Linked DNA regions of Homo sapiens: regions 2 and 3 are each linked to region 1. A link is an interaction called in ENCODE POLR2A ChIA-PET data of the cell type or tissue named here. Cell type or tissue: PC-3. All regions are shown on one strand. Region 1 has its middle 12 kb from the start of CYTH3. Region 2 overlaps CYTH3 (cytohesin 3). Region 3 overlaps RAC1 (Rac family small GTPase 1).

What was found. Peaks named below come from ENCODE experiments on the same cell type or tissue, not always from the same donor. Only the 100,000 strongest peaks of a DNase experiment are listed, where the experiment ranks them.
Region 2: POLR2A ChIA-PET joins it to region 1 with 8 read pairs; 6 of 35 experiments call an interaction of 5 or more read pairs at or near these places.
Region 3: POLR2A ChIA-PET joins it to region 1 with 6 read pairs; 5 of 35 experiments call an interaction of 5 or more read pairs at or near these places.

The regions. Positions count from the first base shown.
Region 1 is chr7:6,282,814-6,286,813 of GRCh38, reverse strand. No RefSeq gene overlaps it. Among named protein-coding and RNA genes, the nearest start is that of CYTH3, 12 kb to the right of the region's middle. RefSeq lists enhancers at 2,310-3,191, 3,192-4,000. In PC-3, no CTCF peak of the experiment used is centred here; DNase peaks (open chromatin) are centred at 1,873, 2,263, 2,573, 3,233 and 1 weaker place; H3K4me3 peaks cover 643 bases; H3K27ac peaks cover 2,967 bases.
Region 2 is chr7:6,188,528-6,192,527 of GRCh38, reverse strand. It overlaps CYTH3 (cytohesin 3), which reads left to right. Exons shown (of 13, transcript NM_004227.4): 2 at 1,997-2,079. Among named protein-coding and RNA genes, the nearest start is that of CYTH3, 82 kb to the left of the region's middle. In PC-3, no CTCF peak of the experiment used is centred here; no DNase peak of the experiment used is centred here.
Region 3 is chr7:6,386,817-6,390,816 of GRCh38, reverse strand. RAC1 (Rac family small GTPase 1) reads right to left here. Exons shown (of 6, transcript NM_006908.5): 2 at 3,534-3,605. Among named protein-coding and RNA genes, the nearest start is that of RAC1, 14 kb to the right of the region's middle. In PC-3, no CTCF peak of the experiment used is centred here; no DNase peak of the experiment used is centred here.

The DNA of each region.
Region 1 (4,000 bases):
AACTTGGCAGTGTGGAGGGGTTAGAAGGGCCGTGACTAAGCTTCCAGCCAGCTGACTGGCCATCTTCTGATGAGCAGGCGGGCGCCGAGGGGAGACTGTGCCCTGGGCAGTGCATTTGTGTGGCGGCGCCAGAATGGGATTTTTGTTTGCTTGTTTTCCAGCTCCTTTTTTACACACAGCAAAATGTTGCATGCTTGAGGTTGTGTCTCCTGTTTCCTTTTGTAGAAGACAATCCTTCACTTCCCAGATGGAATCAATCTGGGATGTATTTTCTCTGTGAGCCAGCCGTGTGCACAGTTCCGGGATGGTGGAGACTGTCTTCTCTGGGCGTCCTTAGCAAAAGACTCCACTTACCAGAGACCACCAAAGAGACAGAATCAAACAATATTAGGGTCCTAGGGCTGCTGTAACAATGACTGCAGATCGGGGTCTTAAAAGCAACAGAAGTTGTCCAGGCGTGGTGGCTCACGCCTGTAATCCCAGCACTGTGGGAGGCTGAGGCAGGAGGATAGCTTAAGGCCAGGATTTCGAGACCAGCCTGGGTAACGTGGTGAAACACCGTCTCTACTAAAAATACCAAAAAAAAAAAAAAAAAAAAGCTGGACGTGGTAGTGCACGGCTGTAATCCCAGGCTGAGGCAGGAAAATTGCTTGAACTCGGGAGGCGGAGGTTGCAGTGAGCCAAGATCGTGCCACTGCACTCCATCCTGGGTGACAAGAGCGAAACTGTGTCTCAAAAAATAAACAAACAAACAAAAAACAATAATTAGCCATATGTGGTGGCACCCACCTGTGCTCCCAGCTACTCGGGAGGCTGGAGGTGGGAGGATTGCTTGAGCTCACTTGAAGGCTGCAGTGAGCTATGATCGCAGCACTGCACTCCAGTGTGGGCAACAGAGTGAGACTCTGTCTAAAAAAAAAAAAAAAAAAAAAAAAAAAAAAAGTAAAAAAAAGGGGAGGATCCTTCTAGGCCTCTCTTCCAGCTTCTGGTGGCTCCCGGCAATCCTTAGTATTCCGTAGATGGTAGCTGCATTGCTGCCATGTCTGCCTCCATTGTCACACACTTCCTTGTGTGTGTCTTCTCTCTTTTTTTTTTGGAGACGGAGTCTCACTCTGTCACCCAGGCTGGAGTGCAGTGGCGCGATCTCGGCTCACTGCAACCTCCGCCTCCCAGGTTCAAGTGATTCTCCTGCCTCAGCCTCCCAAATAGCTGGGACTACAGGCGTGTGCCACCACACCCGGCTAATTTTTTGTATTTTAGTACAGACGAGGTTTCACCATGTTGGCCAAGCTGGTCTCGAACTCCTGACCTCAAGTGATCCCCCCACCTCGGCCTCACGAAGTGCTGGGATTACAGGCGTGAGCCACTGTGCCCAGCTCTACCTCTCTTTTAAGCAATACTGCATTTCGTTTGTTGTTGAGGTTCAATCATCTTTATTCCCTCGAGGCCTTTCCCAGTTAATGCCAGCCAACCCTAGGTAGCCCCTGTGAAGTTGGGGCTTCTAGGAGGCAGTTAGAAGTGGGGGAGCTCATTCAGGGCTGCGTGGTGAGGGAGCTGCACAACAGGGGAAACTTCTAGTACAGATGGGACGTCAGGAAAAGACAGGAAGGAAGGGCCTCTGCTGTAGTGCAGCTCTCAGCGTCTCGCCAGCTCCATGGGGGCCCAGAGTAGAAGCTGCCAGGGGAGGAGCCCCAGGATGCCCTTGTCCCCTGCTGTCCACCCAGTTTCCCCGCTGGGTGACATCTCATGTAACTGTAGTAAAATATCAAAACCAGGAGTTCGACATTGGCATAAAGGGTGTATGTGGTTCTGTGTCATCGTATCACACAGGTAGATCCATCCATGCGATCATCGCCGCAATCAGGATACAGATCTGGGCCAGGCTCGATGACTCATGCTTGTAATTCCAGCACTTTGGGAGGCGGAAGTGGGCGGATCACTTGAGGCCAGGAGTTCAAGACCAGCCTGGGCAACAGCCGTTCAACAACAACAACAACAACAAACTTAACAAACTAGCTGGGTGTGGTAGCTCGCGCCTGTATTCCCAGCTACTCACTCGGGAGGCTGAGGTGGGAGGATCACTTGAGCCCGGGAGGTCGAGGCTGCAGTCAGCTGTGATTGTGCCACTGCACCAGCCTGGGCAACAGAGTGAGACACTGTCTCCCACTTCCTGAAAAATGATACAGATCTGTTCCATGATCTCAAATGCCAGAGAGCCTCCTGCTTCCCTGCTGCAGTCACACCACTCTCCTCCCCCACGAACATACCAACCCTTGTCAATCACTAATCTGTTTTCCATCTTTACAATGTTGTCATTTTGAAAATGTTACATAAATGAATTCCTATAGTATGTGATCTTTTGAGATTGGCTTTTATCGCTCAATGTAATGCCCTTGAGATGCGTCCAAACTGATGCTCATATTGTTTGTTCATATTTTTATTGTTGAGTAGTATTCCATGGTATGGACGTACCAGTTTAATTTTTTACTTATTGTAGGACACCTTGGTTGTTTCCTGTTTTTGGTTATTACGAATAAATTGCTGTGAGTATTCATGTCTGTGGTTTTGCTGGGACATAACTTTTTTGATTGTTTGTTTTGAGACAATGAAATCACTCCGTTGCCTAGGCTGCAGTGCAGTGGCAGGATCACGGCTCACTGCGGCCTCCACCTCCTGGGCTCAAGTGATCCTACTGCCTTAGCCTCCCGAGTAGCTGGAACTGCAGGCTCATGCCACCACGTCCAGCTAATTTTTGTATTCTTTGTAGAAATGGGGTCTTGCTGTGTTACCAAGGCTGGTCTCAAACTCCTGGGCTCAAAGGATCCGCTCACCCCAGCCTCCTAAAGCGCTGGGACTACAGGCATGACCCACCATGCCCAGCCGAACATAACTTTTTTTTTTTTTGAGACAGAATCTTGTTCTGTCTCCCAGGCTGGAGTGCAGTGGCGCAACCTTGAGGGCTCACTGCAATCTCCGCCTCCCAGGTTCCAGAGATTCTCCTGCCTCAGCCTCCTGAGTAGCTGGGATCACAGGCGCCCACCACCATGCCAGGCTAATGTTTTGTATTTTTAGTACAGATGGGGTTTCACCATGTTGGCCAGGCTTGTCTCAAGCTCCTGACCTCAAGTGATCTGCCCGCCTCGGCCTCCCAAATTGCTGGAATTACAGGCATGAGCCACCACGCCCAACCCTGGATTCTTTTTTTTCCTGCTAAGTTTTAGAGTTCTTTATACATTCTAGGAATGAGTAAGCTTTCAGATATGCAACACATTTCTCCCTGCAAATATTGGAAATATTTTTGCAATTATTTTCTCCCTTTGTGGCTTTTTTTTTTATCCTTTTAATTGGGTCCTTCACAGAGTATAAGTTTTAAATTTTGATGAAGTTCAGTTTATTGATGTTTTTTCTTTTATGGATCATGTGTTTTTGTTGTTGTTGTTGAGACAGACTCTGGCTCTTTTTCCCAGGCTGGAGTGCAGTGGTGTGATCTCGACTCGCTGCAACCTCTGCCTCCCAGGCTCAAGCCATCCTCCCAACTTAGCCTCCTGAGTAGCTGGAACTACAGGCATGTGCACCACCATGACTGGCTAATTTTTGTGTTTTTGGTAGAGACAGGGTTTCTTCATGTTGCCCAGGCTGGTCTCAAACCCCTAAGCTCAAGCAATCTGCCTGCCTTGGCCTCCTGAACTGTTGGGATTACAGGCGTGAGCCACCATGCCCGGCTGGATTGTGCTTTTCAAAGTGTCATGTCTGGCCGGGTGCGGTGGCTCATGCCTGTAATCCCAGCACTTTGGGAGGCCGAGGTGGGCGGATCACGAGGTCAGGAGACTGAGAGCATCCTGGCTAACACGGTGAAACCCCGTCTCTACTAAACATACAAAAAAAAAAAAAATAGCTGGGCGTGGTGGCAGATGTCTGTAGTCCCAGCTACTTGGGAGGGTGAGGCAGGAGAATGGCATGAACCTAGGAGGCGGAGCTTGCAGTGAGCCAAGATCACACC
Region 2 (4,000 bases), 94 kb after region 1:
GACTTGTGGCTGGGCACAGTGGCTCACATCTGTAATCCCTGTGCTTTAGGAGGCCAAGGTAGGAGTTTTGCTTCAGGCCAGGTGTTCAAGGCCAGCCTGGGCAACATAGCAAGACCCTGTCTTTAAATTTAAAAAAAAAAAAATTAGCCAGACATGGTGGCGCATGTCTGTAATCCTAGCTACTTGGGAGGCTGAGGTGGGAGGATTGCTTGAGCCCAGGAGTTCAAGGCTACAGTGAGCCATTGCAGCATTTCACTGCAGTGAGATCCTGGCCAGCAGAGTGAGATCCTGTCTCTACAAAAAACAATAATATAATTTGTAGGAGTTACATATTTTGAATCCGAATTCTTTGGCAGTTTCTGGCTCAGCTCTTCTTCACTCTGTGGTGTGGAACTTTTGGAGAATAAAGTTTTTATTTATTAATTTTTTTTTGAGACACAGATTCTGTGTTGCCCAGACTGGAGTGCAGTGGCACAGTCAGCCTCACAGTCATGATCATAGCTCACTGCAGCCTCAAACTCCTGGGCTGAAGTGATCCTCCCACCTCAGGCTCCCAAAGTGACTGGGCCCACAGGCATGCACCACCATGCCTGGCTATTTTTCATTTTCTTTAGTTCAGATGGGGGTCCCACTGTATTGCCCAGGCTGGTCTCGAACTCCTGGCCTCAAGTGATCCTCCCACCTTGGCCTCCCAAAGTGCTTGGATACAGGCATGAGCCACCTTGCCTGGCCTAGTTTCTTAACTTTGATATAATTAAATGTATTAATATTTTCCTTTGTGATTTATATTTTGTCTATCTTGTTTAAGAAGTCCTTCCCTGGCTGAGTGCAGTGAACCCAGGAGACGGAGGATGCAGTGAGACAAGATTGTGCCACTGCACTCCAGCCAGGGTGACAGAGTCAGATTCTGTCTCAAAAAAAAAAAAAAAAAAAAAAGTCCTTCCCTACCCTGAAATTATAAAAAAAATTCTCCTGTATTTACTTCTAAAAATTGTGTAGCGTTTCCCCTTCACATTTATACTTTTAATCCACTTGTAATTGATTGAAAATATGTGTGATTGATAACATACAATCTGCTTTTATTTTTTCCATATAAATAACTGTTTTCACACATATTTATTGAAGAGTCCAGTCTGTTTTTGAGCTGAGTGTCAGCTCTGCTGTGAATCATATTTTCGTCGGCCTGTGGTCTTTTCCTGGGCGCTGTCTATGTTGATTTATTTATTTATTTATTTTAATTTTTGTAGAGAAAGGATCTCACCATCTTGCTCAGGCTGGTCTTGAACTCCTGGGCTCAAGCGATCCTCCTGCCTCAGTGTCCCAAAGTGCTGGGATTAGAGACGTGAGCCACCGTGCCTGAATTTAGCCTTCTTTCATAGTCATCATTTTATTTGTGAGACTCATCCATATTGATAGACTTAGCTCATTCTTTTTAATTTTTTTTTTTTCCCGAAACAGAATCTCCCTCTGTTGCCCAGGCTGGAGTGCAGTGATGTGATTTTGCCTCACTGCAGCCTCCGCCTCCTGGGTTCAAGCAGTTCTCCTGCCTCAGCCTCCCGAGTAGCTGAGATTACAGGCATGCGTCACCACACCCAGCTGATTTTTGTATTTTTAATAGAGATGGGGTTTCACCGTGTTGGCCAGGCTGGTCTCAAACTCCTGACCTCAAGTGATCCACCCACCTCAGCCTCCTAAAGTGCTGGGATTACAGGCATGAGCCACCGTGCCTGGCCTGAAAAAATATTTTTGTTGGATGGGATTCTATTTTATGAATGTACCGCAATTTATTCGTGTTCTTACTGATGAATATTTAGGCTGTTTTCTGGTTATAAAGAGCGCTCCTATGAGTGTCTCAGATACAGTCTCAATGGGAGCATTTCTTTAGGATAAATACCTGCGTATGGAATTGCTGGGTGGCAGCATGTACCCACCTCAACCTTGCTGGATGTTGCCAATGTGTTCTCCAAAGTAGTTAATTATTTTTTTCTTCTTTCAGTGCCTGAAGACCTCTCATTAGAAGAGAGAGAAGAACTTCTAGACATTCGTCGAAGAAAAAAGGAACTTATTGATGACATTGAGGTAAAAAAAAAAAAAAAAAACCAAAAATCCAAAACTCTGTTTTTTGCTTTTGAGTAAAATAGTAAAAGAGTAGCCTCACAAAAATGTAAAAAAAAAAAAAAACCCAAAAACAAAAAATAACAAAAAAAAAAGATGTTTAGTGTGTGCATATAAGAACTACACAAAGAGACAGAGTGAAAAGTTATCAAGTTGGGAAAGCAAAGACTCCACACAGGCAGTGAGACCCCGGGTAGAAATCAAGACATCGTAGAACTGAGGTCAGCAGTAGCCAGCTCGCAAACCCAGGGCCACAGGCAGCGTATCATCTAAAGCAGCAGCAAGCCACGAGCGCATTGCTCTGTCAAATTGTGCACTGAGACCCTCTTTCGTTAACTAATATGTTTTTTTGTTTGTTTTTTTCTTTTTGCTTTTTTGAGACAGAGTCTCGCTCTGTTGCCCAGGCTGGAGTGCAGTGGCACAATCTGGGCTCACTGCATCCTTTGCCTCCTGGGTTCACGCCATTCTCCTGCCTCAGTCTCCTGAGTATCTGAGATTACAGGCACCCACCACCACACCCAGCTAATTTTTTGTATTTTTAGTAGAGACAGGGTTTCACTGTGTTAGGCAGATTGGTCTTGATCTCCTGACCTCGTGATCCGCTCACCTCAGCCTCCCAAAGTGCTGGGATCACAGACGTGAGCCACTGCGCCCAGCCACCAATATGTTAATGTTCTAGCACCTAGAACATTGCCTGTTCCATTTTTGGCTCTCAGATGCCCTTTGAGTGAATATGTGGGCATGTATTGGGTTCCAGCTGTGTACCAAGTGCCTACCAGGTGGTAGGAGTAGGATGACACATTAGGCCGGGCACAGCGGCTCACACCTGTTATCCCAGCACTTTGGGAGGCCAAGGCAGGAGGATCTCTTGAGCCCAGGAGTTCAAGACCAGCCTGGGCAACATGGTCAAACCCCATCTCTACAAAAAATGCACGCCACCATGCCCAGCTAAGTTTTGTACCTGTAGTCCCAGATACTCGGGAGGCTGAGGTGGGAGGATCACCTGAGCCCAAGAAGCTGAGGCTACAGTGAACTGTGATTGTGCCAGTGTACTGCGGACTGGGCAACAGAGCAAGACCCTGTCTAAAAAAAAGAAAAAGTAAAGACAAATAAAAACACAGGCACACAAACATGGGCTCTTCCACACTTGTGTACTTTACTCAGAGGATGGGGTAGAGGGCGGTCCCACAGGAGAAGCATGTGAATAAAGCCACCGTCTCGGCGTGGGAGAGCCTGTGATTGTTACAGAAGTGATTCAGAGGGCCGGCCCTGGCTCCTTCCGTTTGGGGCTTCCTTGGGAAAGTCAATCAGACATGGAGGTCTTCTTTGAGAAGCTTTCTAGTCATTGTCATTGCCAAAATAAATGTGGCTTCACAGGCCACGGCAAGGACAGGCCTTGTCCCAGACAATAGCTCCTTTCTAGGAGTTTGCGTTTTAAGTCCGAGTGTCTTGGCATATAATAGGGTCCTGAATAAAAATGTCTTTGTATTTGAAAGGTAATTCATGGAAATTTTTCTTCTAAGGTTACCCTTCATTCTTGGGAAAATCAGATAACCCAGAATTGGTCTCTGGTTGAAGAATAAGGATGTATATTATTTGGACCTTAGTAATCAGCCTGCTGGATAAATGTGGAATCGTAATCTAGCTCTAACTACTTCATTTTATCAGTGAGCACACTGAGGCCCAGGGAAGTTGGAGGCTTCCAGAGGTCAGTCTCATTAGTAGGGGTCACATCAAGGGAAAGGGGGTCTGTCCCCTTGGATGCATTTGGCTTCTCTGAGTGCCCTGAGTCAGTTCTGTTCACCCCCGGGCTCTGTCCATGGTGCTTCATCTCATTCAAGGTGATACAAGTGATCCTGAGACCACTGACCTAAACACACCTGAG
Region 3 (4,000 bases), 100 kb before region 1:
TTTTTTTCCCCATAAGGGAAAAAGAATCAGGTCCTTGCCTCATTCTATACCAAAAATAAGTCCTAAATGAATTAAAGATAAAAATTTTAGCCACAAAAATCCTAGAAAAAAATACTAGAGCATACTTTTGCATTATTTAAGTAGGAAAGGCCTTTCTAAGTACAACATACAATTCTGAGGGAGAGGTGGTATTATCATTATTATTATTATTTTTTTTTTGAGACAGAATCTCACTGTCACCCAGGCTGGAGTGCAGTGGTGCGATCTCGGCTCACTGCAACCTCCACCTCCTGGGTTCAAGTGATTCTCCTGCCTCAGCCTCCTGAGGAGCTGGGATTACAGGTGCACGCCACCATGCCCGGTTAATTTTTGTATTTTTAGTAGAGATGGGGTTTCACCATGTTGATCAGGCTGGTCTTGATCTCCTGACCTCATAATGCGCCCACCTCAGCTTCCCAAAGTGCTGGAATTACAGGTGTGAGCCACCGTGCCCGGGTAAGGTGGTATTATTTACATTAAATGCTAAATTTCTATATGGCAGAAGACACCATAATGAAGTACAAAGACAAATGACAGACTGAGGATTATTTACAAAACGTTCCATCAGGCTACGTGCAGTGGAGCATGCTACTCAATAGGCTGAGGTGGAAGGACCAGTACTTCAAGTCCGGCCTGGGCAATACTGCAAGACCCCATCTCAAAAAAAAAAAAAAAAAAAAAGGGAGGGAGGGAGGGAGCAAGGGAGGGAGGGGAAAAGAAAGGAGAAGGAAGGAGGGAAGGAGGGAAGGAGTAGGAGAGGAGGGAAGGAGGGAGAGAGGGAGGGAGAGGAGGAGGGAGGGAAGAAAGGAAGGGAGGAAGGGAGGGAGAGAGGGAGGGAGGGAAGGAAGGAAGGAAATGTTCCATCAGTAAGAAAAAATTTCAGTAGAAAAATACAAAAGATTTAAACAGACAATTCACAAGAGACTAAAAATGTACAGTAAACATTCAAAAGAGCCAGGTGTGGTGGCTCACGCCTGTAATCCCAACACTTCGGGAGACCAAGGTGGAGAATCACCTGAGGCCAGGTCTTCAAGACCAGCCTGGGCAATATAGCAAAACATAGCTCTACAAAAACACATATTTTTTTTTTCTTTTTTGGAGACAATGTCTTGTTCTGTTGCCCAGGCTGGAGTGCAGAGGCACAATCTTGGCTCACTGCAACCTCCACCTCCCAGGTTCAAGCAATCCTCCTGCCTCAGCCTCCCGAATAGCTGGGATTATAGTCATGTGCCACCATGCCCAGCTAATTTTTGTATTTTTAGTAGAGACAGGGTTTCACCATCTTGGCCAAGTTGGTCTCAAACTCCTTACCTCAGTGATCCGCCCAGCTCAGCCTCCCCAAGTGCTGGGATTACAGGCGTGAGCAAACTTTTTTAATTAAAAAAAAAAAAAATTCAAAAGATTTTAACCACATCTGTGATTGGAAATGAAAACGGTTAGATAACTTCAACCCACGTTAATGGCAGTGTGTACTAAGAGGCCACTTAAGTCAAGGCCAGCAAAGTGACAGCTTTATAGACAGCAATTTGGTAGTTATCTACCAAAAAATAATTTTTTAATTTTTTTTTTTTTTTGGGAGACAGAGTCTCACTCTGTTACCCAGGCTGAAGTGCAGTGGCACAATCTTGGCTCACTGCAACCTCTGCTTCCCGGGTTCAAGCAATTCTCATGCCTCAGCCTCCTGAGTAGCTGGGACTACAGGAGTGCACCACCACACCCGGCTAACTACTGTATTTTTAGCAGAGGTGGGGGTTTTAACATGTTGGCCAGGTTGGTCTCGAACTCCTGACCTCAAGTGATCCTTCCGTCTTGGCCTCCCAAAGTGCTGGGATTACAGGCGTGAGCAATCACGCCCAGCTGTATCTACCAAAATTTAAAACATCCATTGTCTTTTGATTTGGCACGATTTTGCTTCTAATAATCTATCAAGTGTACACAAAGACATAAGGGACAACACTGAACCCAGCAATGTTTGTTAACACCAAGAGTCCAAGTGACCAGTGGGTTAAATCAGTTATAGTACTTCAAAATCATTAATCATTAATGATTAAACCTTTATCTACATATGTAGATAAGGAAAATCTCCCCCATAAATTTAGGACAACAGGGACAGCATGATTCCACTTACAGTAAAAAATGGGTGCCGTGGCTCACGCCTGTAATCCCAGCACTTTGGGAGGCTGAAGTGGGCAGATCACCTGAGGTCAGGAGTTTGAGACCAACCTGGCCAACATGGTGAAACCCGTCTCTACTAAAGAAACAAAAATTAGCCAGGTGTGGTGGTGTATGCCTGTAATCACAGCTACCTGGGAGGCTGAGGCAGAGAATCACTTGAACCCAGGAGGCAGACGCTGCAGTGAGCTGAGATCGCATCACAGCACTCCATCCTGGGCAAGAGAGAGAGACTAACTCCAAAAAAAAAAAAAAAAAAGGAAAACAACAACAACAACAACAAAAACATGGGTACGACACTTCAGAGAGCACCTGGGTGTGTGTTGTGCCTGAGGAGGTGAACACAGGTGGGGAGGAGGCGACACCTCCCCAGCCTGCACAGGGAGGACTCACAGCAGCTGCAGGATGGTGCATTATGAGGCTCAGCTACGTGCGCTCCCGGGTAACCCATCACCAGAGCAGCACTTTCCTGTCTCCACCCAATTCTGCTGCCTATAGGGAGTAAGCAATTCAATAGCCAATTCCACCCTCCCATTCCCCCTTCAACACACACACCCAAGTTTCAATTCCAAAGCCCTACACCTCAATGCGGACATGTAACCAACTGATGACTTATCAGAAAAGGCCAATTAAAACGTAATGGAATCTTTCCCTTTCCAGTTCCCAGAAAGCCAGTGTATCTGAAACTCGTGCACTGACAAGGACTGTTTCTGATCAGACTTTTGGTCAGAGTTCTTGTGTCCAACTATGGTTTTCTTTAACATCATCCAGTCTCTGTACCTCACAGACAGTTAAAGTTTGCTTTCTGGATGTCTAAAAATCAACTAGCAAAGTTGTGAAAAGTTTATATTACCCTAAGTTTCTTTTTTTTTTTTCTTTTGAGATGGAGTTTCGCTCTCATTGCCCAGGCTGGAGTGCAGTGGCGTGATCTTGGCTCACTGCAACCTCCGCCTCCACGGTTCGAGTGATTCTCCTGCCTCAGCCTCCCAAGTATGTGGGATTACAGGCACCCGCCACCACACCTGGCTAATTTTTTGTATTTTTAGTAGAGATGGGGTTTCATCACGTTGACCATGCTGGTCTCGAACTCCTGACCCTCAGTTGATCCACCCGCCTCAGTCTCCCAAAGTGCTGAGATCACCACCCCCAGCCCTATTTTTTAAAAGCCTAATATACCTTATAATTAGGTTTCAGTGAATGTTTAAGAAAAAATTAGTATCTGTTCATATGAGGATTAAAGATGGCTTTACAGCAAAACAAATGGTCAAAGAAATGTGAAACCCGTAACACAAACAGGTTAATTCCCAATTTAAGATACTTACACAGTAGGGATATATTCTCCAGGAAATGCATTGGTTGTGTAACTGATCAGTAGGCAAGTTTTACCTACAGCTCTAAAGAGAAAGAGAAAAAAGGTTGCTTAGTCAACATGAATGTAATCTTAGCTTTCACTATTAAGTTAAAATAATTTCTAGAGAAAAAAAATCAAGGCATATACATCACATACTTAGCATTAAAGAAAATGTTTTCTATAACCCTTTATCACCACATACACATTGGTACCCTGAAATTTAAAGTAAACAAACTAGAATTTCTCAGAAAGATAGAGTCAGGAGCCATCACATTCTGTTTAGGTACCCGGTGTTAGCATTAATAGTCAAGAAACAGTTGTCACCTAGCTACAAGACTCAAGAGAAACAAGATTTTAAAACTTCACGTCTCTTCTGTGAACATCTGTAGAGCCTCTCATCAAGAATCTTAAGTTTGATCCTGAAGATATTTTCTTTTT